Linked DNA regions of Mus musculus: region 1 is linked to region 2. The links are chromatin loops, found by intact Hi-C in ENCODE. Cell type or tissue: gastrocnemius. All regions are shown on one strand. Each heading gives the region's core, and the rest is flanking DNA. Links, peaks and the distances in the headings are about the cores only.

The links. Peaks named below come from ENCODE experiments on the same cell type or tissue, not always from the same donor. Only the 100,000 strongest peaks of a DNase experiment are listed, where the experiment ranks them.
Region 1: it touches region 2 in a loop (2.6-fold over the local background); 6 of 42 quality-filtered maps call a loop at or near these places.

The regions. Positions count from the first base shown.
Region 1 is chr11:85,511,308-85,526,552 of GRCm38, reverse strand. All of the region lies in intron 15 of Bcas3 (breast carcinoma amplified sequence 3), which reads right to left. Among named protein-coding and RNA genes, the nearest start is that of Bcas3, 170 kb to the right of the region's middle. In gastrocnemius, for the core only: CTCF peaks have their summits at 6,049 and 8,374 (motif pointing left); a DNase peak (open chromatin) is centred at 8,329; H3K27ac peaks cover 4,113 bases.
Region 2 is chr11:85,461,624-85,476,868 of GRCm38, reverse strand. It overlaps Bcas3 (breast carcinoma amplified sequence 3), which reads right to left. Exons shown (of 24, transcript NM_001166643.1): 10 at 10,634-10,710; 11 at 6,034-6,117; 12 at 61-231. Among named protein-coding and RNA genes, the nearest start is that of Bcas3, 120 kb to the right of the region's middle. In gastrocnemius, for the core only: a CTCF peak has its summit at 7,183 (motif pointing left); a DNase peak (open chromatin) is centred at 7,189.

The sequences.
Region 1 (15,245 bases), core at 3,418-11,417, 50 kb before region 2:
TAGCTGCAGCCTCAGAGAAAGACTTCATGAAGCCTTAAGACCCATAAAACACTTCCACACGATCATACTTTCCCATCCCGGCAGACACGAGACCTGCAAGTGAAAAATGCAGTGAGAAAGAATGGATATTCTCACAGGGTTCCTGGCACAACCAGACAGAGGAAGTCCCAAAAATCTCCTGAGAAAATGAGCTCTTCTAAGACTCCTATCCAGCTTTCCAGGGTTAGGCTATATAGATAAACTTGCATAAGCCTTCGGGCTTTCGGGTCTTTATCCAAATCCACCAGAGCTTTGATCCCTTAGAGGGAAACCAGTCTCCACGATAGATGGGCATCTCACTGGGGGTGGGGGAGGAAAGACCAAATTCCAATAAGATGGTTTCTTGACAAATTAAAGCAGAAATTCTATGGCAAAACAGGACATCATTTAAAAATCTGAATTGAAAGGAAAAAAAAAAAAACTCATCATGCTGAAAGCTCTGATTCTTCGGTTTGACCTGTTTTCAGTTGTGTTTACTGTCACTGATCTTACAGTGGAAAGTGAAATAGAATCATGAGCTTCAGGATTCCAGCACTGCCTTACTAAGCGTATCTGAAACAAATTTCTATCTCTGGAAAGGAAACCACCTCACATGGTCTTTCTTGGCTCCTGCCACTTGCACAGAAAGACGTGGCTTATGCTTCATACGGACACAAGGTCCCACAGACGCAGGTGAGGGGGGCTAGGAACCACACAGCATTTCCTCAAACATTTTATACTACAAAGCTCACAGGCAAATGGATTACGTTGAGGATGAAAATGGACAGAGGGGAAGCACCAGCGTGCTTTGTGGCTGCTCCGGAGGAGCGGCATCCCAGGTCAGGTTTGCAGAGCGTCATATTCCCAAACCAGTCATCATTAACGGACTCACTTCCACAGGAAAGGAAAAAAAGCCAAGAGTCTGAAAACTCCGGACAAAAGAAATCCCTGCAGACAGAGTAAAAACAAATTAAAAGACCCATTATAAAACACAGATGCTACAAGGAAAATAAACTTTCCAAGATTTACTGGGCTTTGACAAACCCGGACATTTGTGGAAAAGCCATCAACAGCAACTCCCAGGTAATGTGGGAGGAAGCTTGGCTCCTTTCTGCTTTATCTTTAGCCTCTGTGCAGAAGCTGCCAGGACTGGATTCCCAGCTTCTGGATGCAGGGAAGTGAGAACATGTGAACGAGGCAAACTGCCAAGCACGAGACATTTCTAAGGGAAGCAAGACCCCGAAAGTGCTGAGCACTTCACATTCTGCTGAACGCTAGAGCTACTATCAGCATACTCTGTGCATGGACTTCTTCAGGACACGTGAGAGGAAACGAATGAACAAATGAATGAGGCCATCGCTCCTCCTGATCCTCTTTGCTGCCCAATCACACCATGAAGTAAGGAAAAGAAAACCACCAAGCATGATGTGCAGCAGTCACAGCTCTGGAATCTCCTGCAAGGGGGAACTCAGAGTGGGAGACAGCCGAAAACCCGTGCCAGGTTAGCAGAAGCGTGAGATACACGTGGTCATGAGTGGGAGCCTTAGAAAGACTCCTTAAGAAAGAGGGCTGTGAGAAAGAACACAGACAACGAACAATGGGGTGTCCGGTGAGCCTCTTAGGAGGTCACTGGGGATCCGAGGACAAACAGGCATAGAGATGTTAAGATTCCTTTACAAGAGCAAATTAGCGTGCCCATGGGACAGCATAGTTAGGAGGTCTGCAGTTTTCTGGGTTTTCCTGTGCTCCTTAGACATAGGGCCCTAACCCACATCAGGCATCAGGCAGGCTATTTAAAAGGGCTTATGACAGACACCATCCATGTCTCAGCAAACCAGATGCCTCAGTCCAGTCCGTTTTCATCAATCTCCACAGACTAAAGGGATCTGCCACAGTTGAGGGGCTCTGCTTCTCACCCCATCAAGCTCCTGGCTGCAAGTAATGGAAATTGTATTTGGAAATTAAAATAACAAGGGTACCCCTCAAACCCAAACTCGCGGGTTCCTGGCACTCCCAACCCTATAGAAACATCCTTTCTCCCAATATTTCCTCATCTCCATCCTCCTCCCAACACTCTCGCTATTCTGAGGACAGCGTACAAGCGTCCTCCTGTCTACCCAGTCCCAGAGGAAAGCTGGGTAAGAAGCGCTCAGAGCCTCTGCGCATGCGCACAGTCCGTCCCACACAAAAGCAAAACTGCCGGTCTGCTTTTACTATCCGGCCCTGGACTTGGCGGGTATAAAGCAGCAAAATTTACCAAAGAGTTTTAAGTTAATTCTGGAGTTGAAAAGTTGACTTCTTGACTCTGTTAAAAAGAATACAATGGTAGCTTGTCCTAAAACAATCACTGGATAGCTGAGCTCTGCAAAGCTAGAAAGCATGCTTAGCTCTTGCTTGTGGTCTAATTTAACATTAAAGCATTCTCAACTAAATCTCAACTATTATTTAATCAAAATCAAATAAAATCCTTTAAAACATATATATGTATATTTATTTTTTTTAAGTGCTCAGTACAAACTGGAATTTCTAGTATATGGGTTGCTTTTGGTCAGAAAGGGAGTGTCTGTCCCTCCCTCCCTCCCTCCAGCTCTGCTCTCCCTCCCTCAGGCCCCTAGCCCGCCTCCTTTCCCTCACAGATGAGGATGACAAGCTTCCCAGCTGCAGTTCCTGGACTCTCAGCCTTCTTTCTGACCTTTTCTCAGGCATGTTCCAGTATATTCTGCAATCTACTCAGTAGGAAAAGGAAACAGCAGCGCCCTGGTGTGAGACAGTGCCTTCTGACCCGCAGACCAGGCTGCACAGGCCTGGGATCTCAGCAGGAGATGGAAGGAAAGAAAATTAGCTCTGGACATGGAGGCTGGACACGCTTTACCAAACAACTGCGCGGACTTAAACAGAGGCAGAATCTCCAAGGATGATCCCAACTGCAGTTCTTATTGCTGTGATTGTTGCTCCTTGGGAAGGCAGCAGATGACAAAACATTGCAACAGAAATCTAGCAAAAGCATTGGTTGCTTTTTCTAAGAAAGCTTCCTGGTACCACAGTAACCACTACGGGTACAGAGGAGGAAAACAATCCATGTTTTTCAGGTGGAGACAGTTATTAGTGATGTTCTGCTACAGCACACAGAATGGTCCAGAACTCACCATCTGGTGTTCTCCAGTGTCAAGGAGAATTAAAAGTATACCTCCAAGAGAATTGGTGGTCTGCCATCATGTGACTGTTTTGAACATATATTTATACATAACACATTATACTTGTGTCAATAGCACAACAGTTAATTCTCTAGCTGTTCTCTCCTGATTCTCAGAATATCCTCACCTGTTCCTTACTCTTAAAGTACTGTATGCTATTTTAATGTGTAATACAAGTACTTCCTGGAAGCTAAAATGAATTTTGGATTTAGGAGCCTGATTTATAAGAGTAAAATTTAAAAAGAAAGTCACTATTACAAAGCTTGTATGTACAGTAAGTATAATTTACTCTAAAAGGGCAGTTTGTGGCTAGAATGAGGGGTGAGGAGAAGTAGGGAGAAATAAGGCTGCCAGGGGGTTGTACCAAGGAGCTGGGATGGCTACATGGCTCTAGTACACAGAGGGAGAAAAGAACACAAAAGAGAAAATGGGAGAAATTCTACTGAATTAAAAAAAAAAATTGAACAACATTTTAACATTAATAAAAAACGTTTATTTACTTATTTATTTCGGTTTTACGAGAACAGGGTTTCTCTGTGTAGCCCTGGCTGTCTTGGAACTCACTCTGTAGACCAGGCTGGCCTCGAACTCAGAGATCCGCCAGCCTCTGCCTCCAGAGTGCTGGGATAAAAGGTGTGCGCCACCATGCCCGGCTAGTAAAAAACTTTTAAGTAAGTGATCTATTCATGACCACACAAACAAACAAGTTAATATCAAATGAATAAAAACCGTGGCACGTTCCTTCACTCCTTCAGTTTATTATCTCAGAGCACCCTACACTGTGCGACCAGAGAAATGGTTTAAGAGCTCACACTCACTGTTTAACATTAAGATTAGACTATGGTACCCACTCAACAGAGTTCATTGAAAACCCAGAAAATGACCAATATTTATATGGATATTCATGGAAAAAGTGAGACAGACAGAGAGTGACTATACACCCTCTAAACATGATGCATATTCTTCACATAAATAAAGAACAAAGAGAAAAGATTCTGAGCCTTTTCCCCTAAGATTCAAATTCCTGCCCCAAGTTGCAGTTCCAGCATATCACACTAGCGCTTGAAAGGCTGAGGCAGACTTGCCTTGAATTGAAGCAAGCAATGGCTAAACAGCCAGTACCAGGCCAGCAGGGCTACACAGCAATAATCCATCTTGAAATAACCAAATGGAGCACCCTGGGACACTGCACTTGCCTCTGAAGCAAGCTCCGTTCAAAGATAAAAACTGTATTATTTCAAAACATCAGAGTCTGACATCCCTGAGAGCAGTCGGGCACAAGCACGGCACAGGCGCAGCATCCCACCTCAGCAGCCAGCCTCAGTAGCCCTGAGCACCTACTCTTCATCCTTATCTCACAATTGATTTGTACCATGACACAGAGGAGGTAGATTTACAAAATACTACCTCATTTACATGGGTACACATATGATGTATAAAAGTATCAGGAATTCAGTCAGAAGCAAAAACAAACAAACAAACAAGCAACCACACTGTGCACTGAATTAGCTGCAATCCATAAAATATACCTTGTTTTTCTTTATGCAGTTAGCAAGTTTGTTTGAACATTTTCCCAGTATGACCTTGAATTCATGGAAACCCTCCTTTCTCTATTACCCAAGTTCAGAGACTGCAGAGAAGTACCAGCATAAAACCCTATAAAAACAGTACTAAGTAACACATGGAAAACTAATATGAACAATATGAGTTTTTTTAACCATTCCTTCTGAGGGACAATCACATTTTAAAATCGGAAGTTTCACACGGTGACAACACCTGAATCCTGGTACTCCTCAGGAGGAAGCTGGTGGATCAAAGATTGAGGTCACCCTTGGCTACATAGGAATTTTAAGGACAGCCTGGGCTACGAGACAATTTCTTAAAAACAATTTTTAAAAATAGTAAATACATATGTTGTGTTGAATAACAAATATAACTAGAAAATATAACCAACTTTCTTAATAATAAAAAATTAAAGATTCAAAATTTAAATGGTAGCCTTTCTTCTCTGCACATCCCCCAGGCCCCAGGCACTACTGTTCTCTGGCCCTTCACCCTCCTCCACTGCTAACGGAAGCCTTCCTGCTTATTACCCATGACTGTTAAGAATATTTTCTGGCTCTATTTCAGCATCATGACTCAGGTCATGAGAAGTGTCAAAGATGCATTTCCTTCAGCTGGGAACGAGCACCAGATCTCAAGGGCACAGAGAGGCTGGAGCGTGGTGTAGAAGGCCACATCAGCAGTTCCTGATGAGGAAGAGAAACCCTTTGTACTCGAATGCATTTTCATTCCCAGCTTGAAAACAGGTGCTTACACACACCAGTTAAGGAAAACAAACAGGAAACTGATGCTCAATTATAGCTCCCTAAATAACCAACAAATCCTGAAATAAAACTGTAAGCAAATAAATAAATAAATGGTATAAATTTAGCACATTTTACAAATATTAGAATGAAATCAAGATCTAGATGGCTAGCTCCAAGTTTGCAAAGGTGCATTTATGAATTAACCTCTGTGCTGTAGAATGTCCTTGAGCACTAGAAGCATGGGGTTCTTCGACAACAGCCTTGGACGCAGCACACCTGCAAGGGAGAAAGCCCTAGCCTCCTGGGACCCTCGACTGTGAGGGCCTGGGTGACTGCAGGAATGTCCTATTCATCTATCTATACGACAGACACCTGATCTTTTTTCCACATCTATGACTTTTATAAAAGGTGAAGCTGTTTCATCCCGTGCCGTGTCAATGCTAGAATGAAAAGCGATAAATCGTTTGCTACCCAGGATAGACCTTGACACTGAACATGAAAAGCTGGTCTCTTCTGCAGTCACCAGGAGGAGCCATGCCCTCAGGACTCCTCTGTCCACTCTGAAATACTTCTCTCTGGTGCCTCATTGTGGCTTGAGAAATTCTCACCTGCACAAACACTTGAGCCCAAGTGAGCAGCTCTTCCAATGAACCGGAAATCCCTTCCCTTTCCTCGTCGCCTCCCAGCTCCCACGCCATCCACCGTGGAGCACGGGGACCCCTCCCACCTCCCACGTGCACATAACCCTGACACAGTGTGAACCCACTCTTCTTTTTCTCGTCTTTCTTCATATTTTAACCATTTTGTAAGCTAACATTACCAACACCAGATTTACAATTCCTCTTCAGATAGTCAAACCGCAATACTAGTCTGCCTGTTCCACTCAGCTCCAACTTGTCACTTGGGTGTTTTAGTAATTAACAGCTCTAAGAGGCATCTGTCCTGAGAGGGTTACTGACTCTCATTGCCTTCTGTACTTTCTTCAAGACCAAATACTGAAAACATTGCTTCCAAATGTCTTTCTCTGGAGTACAAAGGGGACACCTTCCTGGTCCCCTCTGGGATGAGTTATCTACCTAACATTTTGTCTTTCTCGGAAACAACTAAAATGTCTTCCTCTGTAATTCACAGAAATCTCTCTAGAGCAACAGAACTAGGACAGAGTACTTACTCACAGAAAAGGAAAGAATAAGAACAGGATCCCTCACTCAGAGAAAAGTAAGTTTTCGCAGTTTTCTAGATCTTTTTTAACTCTTAACACTAAAATATTTTACCTTCCAAAATTATCAAAACCAACTTCAGTGTTTGTAGTCTTTTTTTTTTTCTTCTTTTTGAGGCAGGGTTTCTCTGTGTAGCCCTGGGGGTCCTGGAACTCACTCTGTAGACCAGGCTGGCCTTGAACTCAGAAATCCGCCTGCCTCTGCCTCCCAAGTGCTGGGATTAAAGGCGTGCTCCACCACCGCCCAGCTCAGAGTTTGTAGTCTTAATCCTGTTTTTATGCCTGAAATGGAAGATAGACTGATCCCTTCACAGGGAAGATAATCAATCATTCTGTATTGACTTTTACTTCACAGGTATGAGTGTTTACATGCATGAGTGAGTGTGTGTGTGTGTGTGTGTATACCACCTGCAATGACATTAAATTCCTGGGAACTGAACTTACAGACAATTGTGAGTCAACATGTAGGTAACAGGAGTTGAACATAGGTACTCTGGAAGATCAGACAGTGCTCATAACGACAGAGTTGGAGGGGCTGGAGAGAAGGCTCAACAATTTTAAAAAATTAAATAATGAAATAAAAGCAAATTAGTAAGTAATAAAACTAAAGACTGAAACAGTCATTTTCATGTAGTGGTCAAGGATATTTTGGCTTCATCACAGCAATGAGTCTAGGTGTCAGTACTTCAAAATCTATCCAGTGTGAGCACAATGTCAGTCAGAACTACAATGCCAGTCAGAACTACAATGCCAGTCAGAACTACAATGTCAGTCAGAACTACAATGCCAGTCAAAACTACAATGCCAGTCAGAACTACAATGCCAGTCAGAACTACAATGTCAGTCAGACAAAGAAGAAAATTAAACAATGGAGATAATAGCTTAAAAAAAAGACAAAAACCTGTAAAAACATTAAACAATAGAAAATAACATAAGAAAAGACATGATAGTAAGAGAAATGTTCAAAGAAAAGTCTCTGTTAGAACACACTGTGGGGACAAGAATGCAGTAGGACATGGGATGGTGGCAATGGGGAATCTCTCACAAATACAAAAACACAAAGCACAAACAGGAGCTCCAGGCCCAGACAGGAGAGCCAAGATTCATCTCACAGCAGCTTTAGAAAGGGGCATACAGGAAAACAGTGGAGAAGAAACAAGAAGTGGAAAGCAGAGGCTACTGGGGACTAGATAAGGGAAGGAAGGACAGGGCCAATCAGTGGTAAGAACAGAGAGATGAGCTGACAGCACTAACAGTGCCTGAATCATGGCATCCAGACAACTGCTGGTTTACAAAAAAGCAGGACACACATGCTCCGGGACAGGAGGGCTGGGAGCACACTGACAGCACTTAGGAAATAACACAACTAAAATGTTTCCATTCACAGCAGTCGTCAAGAGTCACACACAGGAAATGAACATCTGTACAAAGTACTCAAAAGAGCTGTAAGTTGGTGATAATACAGAGTCCACATCCTTGTGAAGAATTTGGAGAAGAAAACACAGAAAACACAAGAAAACGAAGAGATGCCATGGTGGTATCTGCTCCCAAGATACCCAGGTTCAAGCCCTGATGACAGGAACAGAAAAGCTGAGAGCACACTGCCCTCTAGAGGTAGCATGTTTCATTAACCATTAAATGCTAAACCCAAACTGTTCATGATTTGCAAATGCAAATTTGTATTCATAAGCAAAAAAAGCAAATTGAAAGATTGTATTTGCATCAAGTGATAATTACATTAAATTTATATTTATTTTATATTTTCTTGTTGCATTTATTTTAAAGGAGTTTATCTAAACAACATAAAAGATTACAGTAGTTAAATTGGGTTTAATTTTATGTTTAAAACATTTTTAGACAGCACTGTACACTAACAGGCTCCTGAGGGTTCTCATAGCTTACTTTACTTCTCTCACACATGGGACTACGTATGCCTCCATTTGGCTGGTGTGAGTAGTGCCTGTGTATGTGTGTGCACACAGACATTCCACGACATGTTTCTTGTTCTAGTGCTTCCCTGCTCAAAGAGTCTCTCACAGACCCCAGAGCTTTGCAGGCCCAAGACTGGCTACCCAGTCAGCTTGCTCCGGGGATCTTCGTGACTACTCCTCCCAAGTGCTGGAACTAGAGGCGGCTCCTGCAAGATAAACGTCCATGTGTGTAGCAAAACTACACACTGAGCCATATCCTTATGCACTCTATGTCCCTCTTAATACTTCTGTGAACTACACACTGCTATAAAGATTATGAACTACTAGAGGTGCTATCTTTCTTTAATAGTTTTTTTCAATTAGTGACTTAAAAAGGATAATTTGAGATGGGATATCACCTATCAGCATTAGGCTGGTCCCAAATTCATGACAATCCTCCTGCCTCAGCATCCAGAGTACTTAATCACAGACTTGTGTCATATCTTGGCTTCTTATGTGGTTTTTAAATTAGACATCTTGCTGTGTGAGGCTACCCTTTCCCAAACATTTGCATAAAGAACTCATCCTCTATCTCTGCACAATTACAGAAAATGACATGAAAATATTGAAAATGTGGGTGGTGTTGGTGTATAGTAAATGTCAAAATGAGCATAGAGTTATGCCAACGTTTTCAGAGGATGCCTCGGGAACCAGGAAAACATTAGGTTTTTACAACAGATTAGAAGCAAGGCTTCACTGACCTCAGGCAACAGGCTACAAGGAGAGAGCAAACTCCAGGTGCTAAGCGACCCAAGGAGGGCTCTCCCACATGGCGTGTCTGCACCATTTATATACTCTGTGTCAGATGAGGCATGGAATTTAAAGCAGAACTTCAGCGCACATGATTGATTTTTCTTGGCAAAAATTAAAACACTTATGGAAACTCCACTCCACAAGTAAACAGTGACTAGAAGGAACAGTCAGGACATGGCACTCTGGTGCTGCTGACTCCCAAGGAGGTGAAGCTATGTGAGGAGCTGGGTGGCTGCTGCATATTTACAATAGGATGCGGTCTATATCAAGAAAACTCCCTATCGACCAAAGTAAATAACTACAATAAACCATCAAATGAAGGCTGTAAACAGTCTCCAAGTGGTAAGACGGGAGTGCCGTACACACAGATGCTAAAAAGACAGAAAGACTGCTGGACTTGTAAGCCATTTGCTGAAATATAGCAGCTCTGGGTCCAAGAAATGAGAGGCCTCCTTCAAAGTCCTCAAACCTCAGGTTGGGAGGGAGCAGGGTCTGGAATTCAGTTGTCAGATGCTGCAGGCCTGGCACAACTCCTTCTCCAGACCAAGCCAGAAAGAAGCTGGGTTAGGGGACATACTCAAACCTTGGGAGGTGGAGGCAGGAAGGGAGAATCAGTGATAAAGGGTAGCCTTGGCTACGTAAGGGGTCACATAGTTACACATAACTACTAGTGAGGCCAGTCTGGGTTATCCAATGAGACCTAGGAAGAACGGAGGGAAAAAGAGGGAGGGACAAGAGAGGCAAAGGGAGGTCAGTGAGTCCTTAAAAATCTCAGGACAGGGCAGACACTATATTCTTAAACCTAAAAGGAAAACCTACTTCACAAGATAAAGAAACAGGAAAAGTAAGCAGGGCCAGTGTGGTGGGTGAGCAAGGGCTTGCAGCCAAAGTCTGACTCTTCACTTGAGCTCAATCCCTAGGCCCACACAGTGAAGGGAAGACAGGCAACTCCCAAAGATTATCAGAAACACGTACGTACATATACAACCACACACACATACACACGCAGACACAAGCACGCACCTAAAGAAACAAATGTAAAAAGCACATCTATCAACTATGTGAGCTCACGTGTGGAACCGTGACTAGTGCCACTTTCAACTGCGGATTTGTATCATCTCCCACTTTAGAAATACTCACAAGCTAATGTCCATACTGAAAGCAATTAAAAGCAAAGAAATAAATTCAAATTTTTATTTCATTCAGTAATATTGTTTACTTACATTGTTTTGTTAAAAAAAAAAAACATGAGAAATGAATCAATCCTGCACACTGCTGACGAACAGCAGCAAAGTTTGAGTGACAGCAGTTGATCCATACGCACTAAGCACTATTCTAAACACTGAAATTTCAAAGGTAACCGTGCAAGACTGGGCATATTATTACCTCTGCTTCATAGGTAGCGAAAACCAGGTCTCAGTAGGGAGACGGAGCAATTTGTCTAAGATTACAGCCCGGAAGAAGTCTAACCCTAGGTCCTCTATTACCCTAGGCCCTCTATCCACACACAGCTCAGTCACAGAGACTAGGAAAGTCATCAGCAGAAAGGTGAAAGGCCCTGGATTTGATCTCAGCATCACAAATAAACGGAAAAGCCAGATGGAAATGCTGAGCAATTGATGCAGGAAACAGAACAGAAAAGACAGCTTTTCTTAGGAAAAAGCAGGACTGTATAACTGCAGGAGGTAAGAGTGCAACTCCAGATGTAGCAGGACAGACAGACAGAAAGACAGTTAAGCTAGCTGGAAGGCCGTTGCCACATCATAATTTAAGTGGTGAACCTACAGTCTACGTCCCACCTTGGTCTTGATCATTCAGCTGCACTGGCCATCATCCACTGCCAGCACCTACATCTGGGAAAACAGACCAAGTCGCCTGCAGCCCTAACTTTCTCCCACTATCTTGCCCCTGTTAATATTACATTCTAAAAGAAGGAATAAAAACATGACACCATCAATACTTGTGGTGCCAATTTTCTAACTAAAATCCCCTTAGACAAATTCCTTACACCCCAGCAAACTGTTCTGTCTTCTCTGTCACTAAACTGACTGTCAGCTCCAACCTTCACCTAACCAGATGCTGGAACTTAGCACAGTCACCACCATCCTCCTGGCTACTGGCTACCTCCTGTATATGGTTTCCCACTTCGTGTCACTTGCTAGTAACTTCTGGATGACACTTCTTACCAGGAGCTCCAATCCTGCAGGTGCTGTCAATTGAAGCCTTCCTCCCGGTCACTATCCCCATGCAGATGCATTCCCAGTGATTCCAACCGTGCTAGGAACACGGGAAGCCTTACCCAGTGTCCAGATACACACAGGTCACCCCAGCATGCCACCCGGGCTACAATAGGAGACCCCGTCTCCCAAGAGATGTAGAAAGACAGGATAGAAAGACCCTGTCTCCACTCTCAGAGTGCGCTCTCCTCCATACAAGTCCTCCCTCAGAGCACCCAAACCAGTCTTCTCTCACTCCTGTTTCCAAAACCCACCACGGAGTTCCCATCAGCTAAGTAGATACATCACTACATGGGACCCTCTGTGCTTGACCAGAGCAGCTGTCTTACTGCCCCCTTAGTACAGCAGGTGTATTCTCAGCTCAGCATTTAGAAGTGCTGCTGTCCACTCATAGCCATTAGATCTTTGCTCAATATCACTGTGGTGACATCCACAAACAGGATGGTAATTTAAAGTTGAAATCATTTCAAGACATTTCCTAACTTCTATTCTTTTTTGAGACAGGGTCTAAGGATATATACCTGACTGGCCTTGAACCCACATACATCTGTCTCTAACTCGGGAATTCAAGTACTAAAGGTATGCAATACCACAGCCTGTATTCCCTCCCCTTCTTTAAAGTTGTCAATAGCTGCAAGAAAACAGACTTATTTTGATTGGTCACCATATTTACTTGCTCTCAGAAGAGCTTCGACACATATATTAAAAAATAATAATAATTAATTCACAGTGGCTGAGTAAGTGACCATCTTACATGCATCAAATGAAAAGCAATGTTACTATGAATAAAAATCTCTTCAATTTGACAAGTTTAAATTATTTAAATTATTATTTAAATCCAAATTGGTTTTTAATACACAAGTGAAAATGTCATAATTCAACTGTTTATGTCAACTTAAAGAATAACTTAGAAAAAATATCAAAATACACTGTTTCTCTGGGAATAACTTCTTTGATTCTACATGGTACACAAGGGGCCAAGATAACAGGTGGAAATGCAAAGATTCTGCCATCCCCTGAGTTTGATTTCCAGGATCCACTTGATAAAAGTGATTCACAGCTTGTCTTTTAGCCTCCACACAAATGCAGTGGGGCACATGTGCACACATGCATACAGTATTGCATACATTAAAAATAGAGGGCTGACACCACTTTGTTAAGGATGATTTTGTTACAGGAATGGTCACACTGGGGGAATGGAGGTTAAGCTTGGCCTTTGAGCAGATGCTGTTACCAGGTGATGGAGGTGGGCTAGGGCAAAGCTTAGTGCTCAGAAAGAGGCACTGTAGCTGTTGGTTGGTTCGAGTTGTCTAGCCATTGGTTGGGTGTGCACTTCACTTAATGTTGCCAGGTAGTAGAGGTAAGTCCCAGTGCATAAAGGATGTTAGAAGTAGCAAGAGTCACTAAAGGCCAGGCTCATCTTTGGGGAGGACCGTCTTCTGGGCGTGGCCTTTGTTAATCCTCTCACTAGCATCATCTGCACTTAGGAGGTGCAGTGAAGAGGATGGCTGAGGGAAAGGCTGCTGGCGCCTCTGTCCAGAGGACAGCTCTACCCAGGGGCCCTATGTGCATCTTGGTAAAATCTGTGTTCATTATGCATAGTCGTCGTCTGAATGTTACATCCTAAAGGAGAGCACATGGTTAAGAGCAGAGCTAATGGCTATGGTGTTCCTCTTGAACATGGAACTGCTAAGCCATGTCTGGACAATGTGGGGAAATTCATGTTGCTAGGCTGACTGGAGGGACAGAGAAGTTCACAGGACGAGGTCTGCAGGTGTGTTGAGACTGACATCCTGAGAGCCCCTGCTGTAGGTGCGTCTCCCAGCTGCTCCGTGTGGAATACATTTGTTGAGTGGGAAGATCCCTTCTACATATACTAGTATATAGATCTGATGTTAAACTTAGGAATGCTATACTTAGTGTGGTCTGTTGCTCTGTGTTTCCTTGTAAGCTGAGACTGAGTGAATGCAGAATTTAATTGTAGCTTTGCCAGTACATCTATCTAGAAGCCTGCTGCCATTTTTGTCTTCTATGAAATTTCTGTTGCCAAGGAAGACAGGATTACAATTTTGTCTGACAGATTGAGATGGCATGGTACATACTGTATAATCTCAATTACCCAAGTGTGTGTATGCTTGCAAGATCTAGAACAACATATCAAGCTGAGCTGCTTGTGACTGGGTGACTTTGTTCTTGCTTTCTTGTGTTTTGTTTCCTGTAATGCATATACTAAAAGAATAAACAAAAGCTTCTTTAAAGAAGAAAAAAAAGATTCTGCCATCCTTAACATCAATAAGAGATACCAACATGTCAATAATTAATTCCTATATTCAAAAAAGAGCAACACTGAGACTTACACCTGCAATGATAGCACTAAGTAGTGCTTGAGAAGTGCAGTTGTACGTGGAGTTTGATAAGCAGCGGAGCTGCAGAGACATCTGCAGGTAAGGAAACACAAAATGAGGGAGCTTCCCATGGGTGACTGCCATGTGGGCTGAATCCTTGGTAAGGTGAGGTGGAAATCAGATTTGGGACATTCTCCACCCTAACCAGCTAACAGCTTGATGAGACAATTTCCACCAGAGTTAGAGAATCATAATATGGGTTCATGAAGAGACCGGTTTCATTCGTTTCTTTCAAATAAGGATAGAGGCAACTAGCTGGACGTGGTGGTGCACTCAGGAGGCAGAGGCAGGCGGATTTCTGAGTTTGAGGCCAGCCTGGTCTACAAAGTGAGTTCCAGGACAGCCAGGGCTACACAGAGAAACCCTGTCTCAAAAAACCAAAAAAAAAAAAAAAAAAAAAAAAAGATAGAGGTTAACTGAAATGGGTGAGAAGAAAAAGTCAAAGAGTCAGTATTTCTGAATGACGGAGCATTTGCAAATCTAGAAAAGGCTGTGTTCTCTGGGAATAATAATTATCTATTATAAATAAACGTAACTATTAAGGAAAACGGCACTCTGGTACAGTCATTCTATGTTTTACCGTGGTGTCATAGTGGTACCTGAGTCACATTAAAGTCAAAGGTAACTGCAAAGCCGTGGTAACGCCTACACTCAGTAACTGCAGCCCCTCCATGTATTACCCCAGATATAATGGTTAATGTGAGAAGGGACTAGGGCCCTTGCCTCCGGCCACTGCTCGTCACTGTCACGTGTTTCTCACAGTCAGAGTGAAAGCTGAAGACTGCTATGCCTCAAGAATCTCAACCTGAGAGAGAGATTTATAAAGAATACACTTCAAGTAAATAAACATCCTCTGGAAAATTTAAAAAAAAAAAAAAAAAAAGATAACATAATCCTAACCTAAACTGGATTGGCTCCAAAGAACGAAAAGGAAATGCCCTATATCAATTGTTATTTAACAGTTTCCTTTACTTTGCTAAAGAGAGCACAGACAAACAATGCAATGCAGCCAAGACATGATTCATTTTCAAGATGAATCCCTCCCTGCTCCAAGGTTTACATTGTTTTTAACCAGCATCAGACTGTTTACCCACACAAACTGTAAATACATCATTTTTAGAACTAACCAACAACAATGCC
Region 2 (15,245 bases), core at 3,510-11,509:
TCTAGCACCGGCTCCACCTTTCAGATAACACAACGTCTTTCGTCCGGGGTGCTTGCTTACCTGGCCCTCTCCAACCGTCTCAGTGTCTATGACTGTGATGATGCCTGGAACCAAGGGGCTCCGTCTTGAGTTGCAGTGTAGGGCAACGTCATCTTCTGTCACCCCTGAGGGCAGTGTGCCTGTCAGTTGAGTCACCACTTTCCCAACCATCGTCAGGCCACTTTTCAGTGTCTACATAATAAGAGACAAAACATAAGACTTACAACAAAATGTGAGGTCTAAACAGGAATATGTACTTGAATCAATTTCCTAGCCTCAAGCCCTTACAATATCTTACGTAGAAATAAACACCACAGATGTTCAGTTAGCCATTCAACGTGATTGGAAATGTCAGCAAAAACAGCACCAACATTACTATGCTGCAATAATACCATAAGTAAGTGACAATAATTACAAGAACAGAGCTAGTTCATTTAATAGGGGTACAACTATATATTTACAAAAATATTTCTTTTATTGTATCCTCTTAATGTACATATTTTAGAACATATGATTTAGAAAAGAGCAGGACATGTGACAATGTTTTTTAAATATTATAATTCAATATCTAAGTGGGAAAAGATTCTAACTCTAAAATAGACCTGTGCCATTATAAAAGACTACACATTGAGAAGAATGATAGTAACTATACTTATTTCTATAGAGAAAACTATACAAGTAACAAATTATTAAAAGAGATAATTTTCATAGGAGCCAGAACAGGCAGTCTAGAGTACAATATTAAAGAACAGTTCTTCTGACTGTGGTGCTGATGAAAGCCTGTCATTATGGGGAAAATAACCTTACCTGGAATATGGAATGTATTCTCTCATTCATTCATATTCATTCTCTCTCTTTCTCTCTCTCTCACACACACACACTCTCCCCCTCTTTCCCTCTCTTCCTCCCTGACCCCCTCCCTCCCTCCCTCCCTCCTTCCCATTTCGTCCCTCCTGTGGGTGGGTGTGAGTGCCCGTGTTTCTTAGTGGTCACTTACTTAGGTTTAGTGCTGTTTGCCTCTTTTTTGTTGTTTGTTTTTTTGGTTTTTGTCTTACTAGATTACTATAAAGATAAACCTATTATTTCATAGATACTTAGAGCCCCAATATGGAAATAAGACTTTCTACATTTTCTTGATTTCAGAGCAGCACTCAAGACCAATTTTTATACTTTTAGATTTTTTTCCCCTCTGTTTACCCATTCCATCTGAATTTCCTTATGTAGACAGAAAAAAAAGTTAACTTTCCATGCTAGGGCTAAGGAAAAAATTGTGCAAATGAGATTCTCTGATTACAATTATAAAATCTTGACTTGTGTTTACCAGTTCTCTCCTCACAGACTTATATCCATGTGTTTTCTCCCCACTGTGGTCAATTGATTTAATAAAAATTCCCAGGGTTTCTTCTTGTTATCTGATAACTTAACACCAACAGTCTTAACAGAGCAACACCATTAGCACTAATGGATATAAGACAACTGATAGGGCAGGAAAGGTTCAAAACGGCAGGGGAGCCTGCGGCAGATCTGCCTGCAATGCAAGAGAACATGTAATATGTCTACACTTTATTACAATCACATGGTCAGCTGCCTTGCTTTTACAATACTGTTTTGTGAGAGCACTTGTTCAAAATAATCCGGGATTGAAGGAAATTTAAATATATTAAATATACTCCAGATTGTACAAAAACGCCATCCAATTTATCATCTCTATTCCTAGGTTGTATCTTGCTCTAACCATATTTTTGTAGCAAGTCTTTGTGCCTCTTACCTACTTGGATAAAGTGGGAAGACAAACAGACCACCAGTGTCCAAGGACTATAGAATCATATCTGCTACCCTTGGGAACAAGTGCTTAACGATATACTTCATTCTCATAGGATATGGATGTCACGAAAGACTGCTAAAATTTTACTTGAGTTATTTCTAAAGCAAAGTCTTCCTTGGTGCAGAAAGCACTCACCTTCCCTGGTTTCCTTACCGCTAATTTGAATGGCTTTATCACACACTTGGTGACTATAAAATTCAGGGGTGCATTTTGCTTTAAAGATCGTTTTATCAAGTCATTCCAACGACACACGCATTCTTCGGGCCCTCGTGGATGAGGAACACCGCTTTCCTCTGTGTTTGTGCTGACTCTTCGTCTACCTTCTGCCCTGCTCCCCTGCACTTGCACTTTTTACATGCCCCAGTTCTAGTGCTATTCATTGGCATAAAAGCGTGAGGCGATACGCTCAGGGGCAAACACAGAGGATATACAACCAGACACGTTCACACTGAAAGGCTTGCTTGATAAGGCTTGGCTGCATCTGCCCGGGAACAGCTCCATTAGCACTGATGGCGTGAGAGCGGCAGCTGAGGCATCTCAGAGGTTAACAGGCTTCCTGCTCGGCTCTCACATCAATACACTGGCGCCGGGTTCCCTTGGTCCTTTTCAGAGGCTTACTCAACAACACTAACAGAATTGGTGTAAGTCATTTCTTGTGAATTATTGAAACAAACATTTGGCTGCTAATTGAGGAACACTAATGTGTTTTATAATCACTGCAGTTTGAGATTTTAGCACAAAACAAAACAGTTGCAATTGATTTGTGGGTTTGTGACCCCCTTGGCTTTGGTTCTTTGTGCTAGAATTCAGCAGAGAGAACTTTGCTGGTCATCTTATTCATGTATATTTTACTATGGAACTTTTGAGACCGGGGGGGGGGGGGGGGGAGGGCTCCTCAACCACAGATGAGTTAGAATAAAAGAATCAAAGAAATCCAGGACCCCTGGTGGGATACCCAGGCCTAGGGATAATCTGTTTTTCTAGAAAGGGTCTAAAGATACTACGTGACACACTTACCACATTTTTAGAATTAGGAAGTCATGTATTGTAATTACCCTTGTCAGAAACTACCATCTCCTCCCATGGTTTGGATTGAAACATAAAGGGGCATGCAGTGTGGCCGAGTGTTGGCACTGCCTGCAGTTTTGGCAGTCTGGGGACTGAGGTAGGATGATACCCCTGAGTTCAGTGAAGTGTTGATGGGTTTCAGGAAACCGTGTGACTGTAGTCCTAATGGGATTAGGGTTCTGCCTCTTCAGGGGTGGAGGGTACTTACAACAGAAGAGTTAACCTCTGTTTGTATGCAATAGAGCTTTTAAACAAATCTTCTGAAAAATATGGAGGTAAACATCGAGAGAACCTGAGGGCGTATTCAACAAAGACAGGAATAGAAAGCTTGATTTGCTCAAAGAGTTCAGTCATTTAACATGTAATCATTTTAAAAATTAGGCATAATCTTATTGCTCTTATTCTTATTAACTGCACTATTTATTCAGTCTTGTTTATTTTTGTATTTGTGTATCTGAGCAAGATAGAGACAGACAGACAGACAGAAACAGACAGACATGGTATTGCCATGTTGCACGGGAAGTCTCAAGCATATGAGCTCAAATGAGCCTACCAAATAGCTGAGACAACAGGTATACAAGCACCATACCTGCCGCATAATTATTTATCCTTAAATTACAGAAAGAACACTAAAGTAATCTTTGGAAGTTATGTCTCTTTGTGTGTATAGAGGCATGCAGAGAACATGGTGAGGCAAACTCAGATGGAGGCCAGAGGCTGATTCAGTTATCTTCCTCTACTGCAGTCCACCTTCCTTTATGGTTGAAATGGAATCTCTCACTTGAGTCTAGAGCTTGCTATTTGGCCAAAATGCCCAACAAGTAAGCCCCCAGGAGCCTTCTGTTTCCAATCTCCCCGGCAATGGAGTACATACCAGGCATTACCTTAGCCTGTAAGGGGCGGTGCTTCTGTGTGAGTGGGAGTTGGGGCAAAGCACCTCATCTACTGAGCCATCTCCTTAGCCCCTTTATTTTAAATAAATTTAATACACTCTGAACCAAAAAAGTACACTGCCCATACCAACAATACAACAGCAATAAGCAAAGGAAGGCTTCTGGATTATACTAATTCGTATATTTACCATGCAAAATTGGAACTACTGCATTTCTTAGAAGGTCAGTTTAACAATAGATAATATGCAGTACCTTACAAGGAAAAACTAGCATCTAGAGTAGAAATTACTGCAACATTGCAATTCTCTCTATGTACAAAAACCCACAGAACGGATATAAATTAAAATCACTCTGTGTCTGGGAGGTGGAGGCAGGAGAATAAGAATTTTCGGGTCATCTTCAGCCATACTAAGTTTGAGACTAGCAGGGGCTACATGAAAGCCTATCTTAAAAATAATAAAAATACCATTAAATGAATTTTTAATGATTTGACAATAATTTAAAGGAACTTTAAAATACTCGTGCTTTCAAATATAAATCCAAATAAATAGATGCTATATATGGAATTTTTTCTGTTCAGTTTTCAAAACTAATGACAGACATTTAAGTTGGTTATAAATATAACTTAACTCAGGATTTAATACATGATTGAATGAAAAGTATACCTAAAATTTTAACCTGTAGAGCTGTGGATACAGAACAGGAATGGAATACATGCTTATCACACATAAATTCACTCAATAATAAATGCCCCTTTGAAATTAATTGGACAAAAGTGTTTTAAATTTAGTATCTTCAGGGAGACCAACAGTGTATACTCAGTGTCACATTATGTAGCCTAGGCTGGCCTTGGTCTCACCCCTAGACTAACCTGAATTTGCAGCAACTCTCATGCCTCAGTCTCCCAAGTGTAACGATTACAATTGTAAGGCAACAGGACATGTTAAACTTAATTTCTTAGAGCCTAAATCAGGAAGCCTGAATACACACCTTATATCCCAACGTGGAGGTGTGGGATGTACAGGGTTCAGACTTTGTCATTTTGAACTCATTACATCGAGCCTCATTTCTATATACCCACAACAAAACATTTTCTTAATGAATGCAGGGCCCTTCCCAGAACAAAAAAGAAAAAACAAAAACAAAAAAATTAAATCCTCTAGCAACAAAGTACTAAACTGCAGCCCCAGTAGGTCACTAAAAGTGATGTACAGCCAGATCCACTAGTACAGACAGTTGAGTTCAATAATTCAACATTCAAAACAGTATCCCTTTGTTAAATGCAGGGGGACGGAGGGACACTCATGAGTCTGCCTAATTACTGTCTTTCTATATAAGAAAAGTAGAAATATAAACATACAGTGCTGTAAGTGTAAAGACATTTCCTTACTCTGCTTTGGACTGGAAAGTATGTAACGGTTCTCATCGAGCCCAGGGACATATTCTAATGCACATCATGCAAGCATTTGTGACAATCTTGAAGTATTTTTGTATTTAACATGAAACAGTGTGACCTTTGATTCCTTCTCTGTGGTCGACTTAGACTGTTGTCCCCCGAGCAGTTGTGCTTTTGATTACATGCTGTCATTCAGATTCACTCTGTCATCCCTATTATTAGAATTGCTCTGTTGTAGACTTCACAATTCAAAAGAATGGTGGTTGTAAGAAACCTTATAATCAGCTCAAAGTTTCACGGGCACCATCAAAATTAACCCTCACAAGCACAGAGAGAATTCACTGGGCAAACATCAAGGGGGCCAGCCTCTAGATATGAAAGAATCTTTGAATGTGTCAGGGGACCAACTCAAGTTTTCATGAGGAATTTTTGGAGCCAAGAAATTCAAAACTAGTCAAAGATGCACAGGGATGTCCGTGAGGCTGTCAGTGTAGTGGCCAATGCACATCACAGAAGAACCCAAGTGTCTAGCTCAACCATGTACAGTCTGTTGCAATGTGGGATTAATTAGTTACCAGACTTGAATCCAGTTGCAATACACCTAACTTTTTAATGGAGTAAGTACAAACCATACAATCTTGACAATAAAACTATTAACCTCAAAAGATTAATTCTCACAGTTGGCAAAACATTCTGACTTCCCACATGTATTCGACACTTGTGAATGAGAGCAGATCTCATCACAATTCAGCAGTGGAACCTGGTAATTGTTGCACATGATCACAACTTGTAGAAACTTGTGAGGTACTCACTTTAGCAGCACTAAGGACAGTGGCAGTGTAAGACTGAATGTTGTCTCCACAGGCTCCTCCACGGGACTGGTGACAGCGAATCAGCTGTGATGAGGAGGGGAGAACAGAGTCATTTTCTATTAAGCTGTTTAACTCTGCGTGCTATTAGACAGCAGCTATTTACCATGCATAATAAGGACGCTGGGTGGGAATGTTTGCATTGAGTGTATTGCAGACAAAACAGCTGAAAGCCCTGCTGAGACACATTTACCCCTTTTTATATAATCTTCTGGTGCCACTAAGGCAGTTTCATGCTCAACTGTGGTTTTAATTACATGATGAACAGGCTTTAAGAATTCATAAACTCTGAAATGGTAGGATTCAGGGTCTGGCAGCCTTTCCATAAATAAATTAAAAAAACATAATCAAAGGACTTACATATAACTTCCTAACATTAAATATTTGACATACTAGCAAATTGGATGTTTTCTCCTCTTAATTCCTTACAAAAATTATAAAAAGAAACCTAAAACAACAAGCAAATATTTTAGGATATTTGCATATCCAATTGTGTCTGTGGGAAAGTGGACAGAATGTGCAGAAACCAAGCCCACACACGCACACAAACTGTCCATGTCTGAGAGGCCACTGCATCACGAACAGATTGAGCTTCCAATTATCAATGTTAATCGCAATTTTAATTCTCAGGTGCTCAGCAGAAACTCGGGTTCTAACTCTTCACTGGCAACAACACGCTTGTATTTGCCAAAAATGATGATAATTAAGATTCAGGTGAACATTTTTAAAGTTGGGTCAACATCAGAGAATTAGGACAATATGATATTGTGATAGTTATTTTCAAGTCCTATGAAATTAATTCAAGAAAAAATACCAGCCTTATATGACCTGTATCAGATTTACATATAATCCTTTTATTCCTCACATTAATATGAATATAACAGACTAGAACACCTGGTACATGAAGATAAGCTATTATTGAGTCACGATGAGTAGATTGCAAGGTATCTGATCAGTAAACATATCTGTCACAAATTACAATGTGGCAAGTGACTATTTTAGCTAATAGAAAGAATGGCTTCTTCATTCAACCACAGATCCACATTCAAAAATTATGAAAATTATTCCTCTGCTGCCTCCTGCTGCTTAAAAAGAGAAAGGCAGGATTGCAAAGATTGAAACCTGCTCCCTGCAACAAGGTATCAGAGTACTCTTGGACAGCAAACATCCTTGCCCACTAAACCAGCTCACCATTGGAACAAGAGCAAAGCAAATACATATATTAAAAAAAAATACATAAAAAGTAAAAATAAATGATCTCATATTAAAAGTAGACTTAAAATATTTAAAGTCAAATGGAAAAATAACCAATATAGTCAGAAACACAGTATACAAAAATTTATATTCACATCATTTTTTAAACTAAATTAGCACATAGGTGGACATAAAATAATCTTAAGAAACATGGCCATTAATGAGCAAATAAACTATTTTATGTTTGTAAAAGGAAAATAAATAGCTACATGAACATATTATATATATTGGTATAGAAAATATGAATATATAAGGAATTATACACATTAAATCATAGTCCAAGTAAAGTGGAGGAAGACCAGAAGAAAAAGATGACCAAAAAATAAATAAATAAGACGAGGAGATGGTGACACAGCTCAGCAGATGAGGGCATTTGCTGCCACACCTGAGTTCAATGTTCAGAAACTACATGGTAAAGGGAAAAAGATGACTCCTCTAGATTGTTCTCTGCTCCATACATGCTTATGTACATGTATACATGCAAATACACACACACACACACACACCATAACAAATTGTACCCTATGAGGACAGCTGAACTGTGCACCTGCAGTTTCAGGCAGTAGTGGCAGTAGGCACGCCTGTTGAGGTGGAACAGGTGAGCAGTTCTGTACCACTTTTGAAATACAGGAACTGAATAAAAGATGCCGACATCCAAGTCTCCCATGCAAAGGAAAGGAAAGATGAAGTGGGGAACTTGGGGCCAGTATGAACACAAACACTTTATATTTATATCATGAGAATGTGCATATATAGATGAACAAATATGTACACGTTCCCATTTTCTATATGTAAGTAGCACGTATGTATATATTAGATGTTTCCATTGAAGAGTTCTATAAAGACACACACTGGAGCACAGAACAAAGCTGACTTTCTAAAAAGAACCAGACAGAGACTGGAGGGAGAGATGGAGCCTACCAATTAACTCCCAGCTTCCTGTGATTGCTCCAGGAAGATGTGACAGCTCTGGCCTCCTAGGGCACTTGCAGATATGCACATACCCACACACAGACAGATACACACAACACACAAGCAACTCACAAACAAATAAAAACAGTAAAATAAAACCTTTAATAAGTGCAAGGAGAAAGAAGATCCAGGAAAATGGTTCTGTGGGTAAGAGCATTTGCAACTATGCACACGTGAATTAGGATCTTCAGGGAAGCACAAAAGTGCCCAGCAGGGCCACACAGATTGTGAGGAGCCAAGACAGGAAGCATGCTGGCCACCAGCCTACCTTCAGGTTCAGTGAAACCTTTGTCTCAAAAAAGAATAAGAGAAGATGGCACCTAACATCAACCACACACACATACACTCAAACACACGGAGTAAAAATGTTCTTCTAAAATTTAGTTCAAATTTGCAATGTCAAAGTAGGCCTCATGGCCCAAGTGCCCAAAACTCCATGTAAGTAACTGTACTGTGCAGCTTTTCTGTCCAGCATGCACATACATACACTGCTTCACATTATGTGACAGGAAACATTCAAGTGTGTGTCTGCAAAGCCCTGCAACTACCAAGGGAGTTGCTTCTCCACAAAAACAGTATGTAACTAATTGTAGCTCCAACTGCAAATGTGCAGCTTCCCACACGTGCCAAGGGACAGTTTACACACTTTCTTCATGCATGTCTCCAGCACTCAAGGGAAATGCATGACGAATATAAACACTAGGAGACACCACTATGTCACCCTATTTAACTGTAAGACTCTTGCATTATTTGAAAAGAATCGTTTGAAAAGAGCTATTTTTATGGGAAAATAAAGAGACCAGAAGAGAAGGAGTATAAATAGAGCACTCAGTAACATGCAAAATATCTTAATTTTTGCAGACAGGCTTTTGGAAAAGGAATTAAGGACTTCATCTAGAAAAATGGTATTTGTGAGCCCATTCTTGATTCTGTGCATTCCGGAGGCCAGTTGATTTGAGTTCTGTGGCTTTACCAAGTGCTTACTTACTGCACCACATCCTGATTTTGTCAAGAACTGTTTTGTATTATTTCATAATAATCTCAAGACACAATAACCATGTAACCAAGAAAAATGAAACAAGAATGCTAATCCTCAAAACCAACAGGACTTCTTAGACTTTATTCTACATTTACAGGTAGAGTCCTAAATGGTATAAGAAGAATATACCTTATTTTGTAATTCAAAATTTATGATTTGCACTGGACTATATATAAAGATATTAAAAATATGTGTGGCAACCTTTAATATTATGACAAACCAAGTTAATATATATAAATAGTAAATATATATATTTATATCTCTGTAAATACATATAAATACACACGCACATATATATATATATATGCGTGTGTGTGTGTGTGTGTCCTACAAGGCCTTGTGTGTGCTTTAATTATTAAAACAAATATAGAATCTAGTTGTTGACCGTATAGGGGCAATAAAATTTTCCCGTATCATATGACTCCAATCTAGTCAAGATAAAAGGCTTCACAATTATTCCTGGAAACTGGTGTCTTTTAGTAAGCATTGCTAAGATAATCTATCTCAATGCTTTAATTAATACCGAATAATCTCTGGGCAAAAGTTCCGTGAAGAAGCCAGATTAGAACAACAAAGGCTCTACGAAGCCTTTATTTAAGGACAACTACCATGTGGTGACACATGCTGCTAATCCCATTACTTCAGGACATCAAGTTCAGCCTGAGCTGAAAAGACCCTGTCACAACAACAAAGGAAGAAAATAGGATTTTTCTGTTTTAGGACATTACCTAATCTCTAATTAGGTAATGGACTGTTTTAGGGCTTACAATATAAGGCTGGCCTGGGCACCCCAGGTATGGTGGTTAGAATATGCTTGGCCCAAGGTGTGGCCCTGTTGGAAGAAGTGTGTCACTGTATGGATGGCCTTTGAGAGACTCCTCCGAACTGCCTGGAAGTCAGTCATAGTGGCCTTCAGATGAAGATGTAGAACTCTCAGCTCCTCCTGTACCACACCAGCCATGTTCCCACCTTGATGATAATGGACTGAACATCCGAACCTATATGCCAGCCCCTTGTAAGAGTCATGGTGTCTGTTAACAGCAGTAAAACTCTAACTAAGACACCAGGTGAGCCCTGATCTTGAGGTGACCATCCTGACTATGACTTCCAAGTGCTACATACACAGCTATGTGTGACCAGACACAGCTATGGATCCTTAACAGTCAGAGTAGCAGTGCATAAGTAAAGGCAAACAAAATAAAACATTCACAACTAGTATTCATCAACAGTATCAATAATAGTCAACCAAAACTAACCCACATCTGGGCCAAGTCTTACCTTATTTTCTGCATAAGCAAGCCAGCGGCTCCCAAGAGCAATGGGATTCATGTTTGGCCCAGGACAAGGATAACAACCTGCAAGTTCCAAAAAACAGTATTAAGAATTTCTATAATACCTTTTCCATGAATGTATCACTTCTTGGGGAAAATAAAAAAATTTTTTAACTACTTAAAATTCAAATAATAGTATTCATTGATTTGTTTTGCTTTGGGGCAGGGTCTCTCTATGTACTCCTGGCTGTCGTGAAATTCACTACGTAGACCAAGTAGGCTTGAACTCATACGAATCTGCCTGTTTCTGCCTCCCAAGTGCTGGGGTCAAATGCGTGCACAACCATGCCCAGCCCAATAGTCCTTTTTTTTTTTTTTTAAAGATTTATTTATTTATTATATGTAAGTACACTGTAGTTGTCTTCAGATACACCAGAAGAGGGCATCAGATCTCATTACGGGTGGTTGTGAGCCACCATGTGGTTGCTGGGATTTGAACTCCGGACCTTCAGAAGAGCAGTCGGGTGCTCTTACCCACTGAGCCATCTCACCAGCCCCCAATAGTCCTTATTATAATACTTAAATACTTATACTTTCCCCACTTCTTAGTGACTCTCCTGCAACTAAAGCAGGAAGACCTGGAAGTCACGTTTCATTAACTAAAGCCTCTATACTGTAATTCCTGAAGAACAAGATTAAGTTACAAGGAAATGACGCAAGTTCCTAAGTAAAGTTCAAAAATTTAATAAGACTTTTTGGAGAGGACAGGAAAGTCTAAAATGGTAGGAAGGGCGAAAGAGCAATTATAACCATGTGCAAACGTATCAGAAAGAAAATGATGCTACAACGGTAGAAAGGGAGGGTGAAGAAACGTGGGCAGTGGGCAGTGAGCAACATCAAAGGATGCCTCTGTAGCAGGATGCGGGAAAACCAGATGATGTCATATAGTCTGCTAGCATGTCTTCTCCCAGTACCAGCTGCTGAAACCAACGAGTGTGCTAGGATGTGCCTACTATTGTTACTTCTAAGTTCTTAGTTAGGGGCTCACAGGGATCTGCCCTCTTCTCTTCATGTTTGATCTCTCCTGCCTATCAGGGTGTCTAGGGATTCAGGATGGTGCTGTCACTGCTGAAGGCATGTTGTGCTGGCACACAGAAAACGCGGGCATCCTAAAGACTGTACAAAGACAACACACACAAACAAAAGTGCCCTACTATGTAGTATGAAGTACTTGGAGATTTGAAATTCGCATCATTTCTGTTATAATGAGACATCTAAATGCTAAAATCACATTAGAGGTAGTTATTCTCCAGAATTAGCTTTAAAAACCAAAAAGGAAGGTTTAGGAGACAGCAGGACATATAGTCCATGCTAAGACTAGAGACTGAACTAAAACCAAGAAAGATTGCCTCAAAAAAAAACCTAAAAATCTAAACAACCTAATTTTAAATCAACTCCCATAACCATTCCCACTGATACATGATGCTTCTCCAAATCTTCTTTGATTCCAACCTAAGGAAGACACCTACTGGCTCCAGGCTCTCAGAGTAGTGGCGTAAAATTGTTTTCAAAACACTATTTTTCAGGTAGAATCAGCCACAGATCATTATCCCAGACTTATAAGCATAACGCCTCTAACAATTAACTGTGACCTCTAGCTAACTATAAAAACAAGTGAACTGTGTCGAGAGTAGAGATTTAAAACTCTGAAATATTACAAGGAATTCAAAGATGTTTACAATGCCATTTTAAAAAGTAAACAGAGGCAACTGGGCATTAGCAGAACTGGGGCTTTCAAATTAAAATCAAGATAGATAGAATCCAAGATCCCCATATCAATTCCTATCCCACCGAAGACAATTGTAGTGACCACACAGTTAATGGGAACACTAAGGGCACTGAGGAAGGGGGGTTGCAGGGAGACTGGCCTAATTTCTTGTTCGAGTAAAGAATCTTAAAGGCACAAGAAAATGATGCAATTTTACCAGAAAGCAGGCCAGAAAGCTGTTCTGAACAGAGGTATAACTTGAACATAGTTAGGAAAACAAGACTTCAATACTCTGAGGCCTATAGGCCTGAGAGGACCAGAAAGACCTCAAACTCTGCGGATCTGCCTGCCTCTTCCTCCCAAAAGCCAACACAGAGGCTAAAGGTAACACTACCCCATCATGCCCACCTCAGTCCACTAACCTTTAACAAACATACTCAAGCAAATCAATGGTCAAAGTTACCTATATGCTAATGAACCTGGACACCACATACAAAAAGTCCTTCAGAGCTATAAGACTGATGAGCAGTTAAGAGCACTTCTTGTTCTTGCAAGGGACCCAGCTCAGTTCCACCCCATATCCCCATGGCATCCCTCAGCCTTCTGCAGCCCTAGTCACAGGGGGTCTGAAGCTTTCTTCTGACCTTTAAGGACATCAGGCTAAAGACTCATAAACATAAAAATAGTAAAATAAATCTTTAAAAAAACTGTTTAATTTGTTCAGAAAAGATGATATTTAAAAGTACAACATGAAGCCAGGTGTGACCTGCACGCCTTTAGTCCTAGCACTAGGGAGGCAGAGGTAGATGGACCTCTGAGTTGGAGGCAAACCAGGTCTACAGCGTAAGTTCCAGAGCAGCCAAGGCTAAACAGAGAAACCTTGTCTCTAAAAACAAAACAAATAAAAACCAAAATGAGGAACTCTGCGTGTGTCCTCAGGTTTAGAATAACAGTTTCATACATTTGACAATACACAGCTTTGGCTGAAAAAATTTTTTAAAGAACCCCATCAATATGAAAAACAGGCGCTGGAGAGATGGCGCAGTGGTTAAGAACATCTGCAGAGGAGTTCGGTTCAATACCAGTACCCACATGGCTTACAATCTCCTATAAACTCAGGGCCAGAGATCCAATCCTTGCTCTGCCATCTGTATGCAGAAGGTACACATATAACACAAATATACAGATACAGTCAAAACACTCAAAACAGAATCAGGAAGTAAAAGGACAAGCAGCAGAATGGAGGGACATATATCTGTAACCTAGAAGTGACAGGTGACACATTTTAGAAAACAAGTCAATATTGAGATACTTTTAAATTAAAAATGAACTAAGGCATAAATTATCAAAGGTATGAAAAGTAACCAGAATAACTGACCATCAGGAAAATATATATAATTACAAAAACTTGCAATCAAATGTTCATAGACAAGAAAACAGAAAACACGCATACACATAAAAGCTGGAATGTTCTCAGGTTCACACGAATGGCACCCATAACATTCCAGAAGGATACAGAAAGCAGTTTCCATTATCGATTTACAGATACATGTCTAATACCCATGAAATTTAGGATTATTATACAAGAACTAAGAACTGATGATCAGGTGTGATGGTGGGTGTGTCTATAAACCACCCTTGGAAAGCAAAGGCAGGAGTATAAGGACTACATAAACCCAGGCTAAGGGGTGAAAGGGGAGTGGAAGGGGAGAGGAAGGACACAGACAGTGAGAGGGTGGAGGGATAATGAAGGCTGCAAACAGGGCCGAAGGATATCTCTAAGCTCTTTTAGACAGCAGCCATAAGATCCAATGTTAGATCAGAGTACTCTGAGCGCAACCCAGAAATATGCACACAATTTGGAAGCTGACTGAGACATCATGCCTATGATTAACCTTTTAAGGTTCTGTGAGCTTAGAGAAACTGTATTTTTTCTCTGTTCGTCTGTGTGTATATGAAACGTATGATTTTGAGCACTATGCCATCCAAGATCTCAAGAGGTGGGAATAACGGGCAGTGAACAGAAAGCGACAGTTGAGGTCACCACACATATACATATGTGTAGTCTTCTGCACAGGACCAGGAAACAGCAGAGAAGCCCTCTTGCCTTATGAATAACCCAAAGCCACTGAGGTAAATTTAACATATAAACTGACCCAGAAGGCAGGGCTTACCAATCCTTTCTGATTCATACTACAAACGTAGGGAGTGGTAGTTACAAGGCAGCCTGGATAAATACCAAGGCACTGCCTTCCCAAAATGAAAAATATATAAATCAAGCAAGCTTCTCTTACCCGAAATTATAATTTTGCATTTTAAAGCTACTTTAAACTCATTTCCATGTGTTCCATGTGTTGCTCATCATTAACATAAACAAAGAACAGACATTCTAACACTAATAACATTAGGACTGCACAAAGTAACTTTCCTTCTCAAACTGAAAACACAGGCAGATGCAAGGAGACTGTTTATCAGACACTCTGGTCTCTCTGGAGACTGCATCTGCCTTTCAACTTCAAAGGATCCTTAAATGACTACTAATGACATCTATCAGTCTTTGTCTTTTGTTTTCCTAATCATCCCTGGGTTTTAGATTTCCACACTGGACAGCTGCTTAAGTCCAACTTCTCTGTACATCCAAACAAAGGTGTCTCCTTTCTTGTCCTGTTGGATGCGCTCTGTTACCAGTTCTCTATCAGCTCCCTTTACCCCGTCCATCTACTCTTTGGCACAAATCCCCATGATGCCCGCTCTGATGGGCACCGAAGACTCTGCTCATTTTACAATACTCACATTGTTTTCATGCATAACTAAGGCCTTCAGCTAAGGCTGCATTATGCAAAAGCTTCCC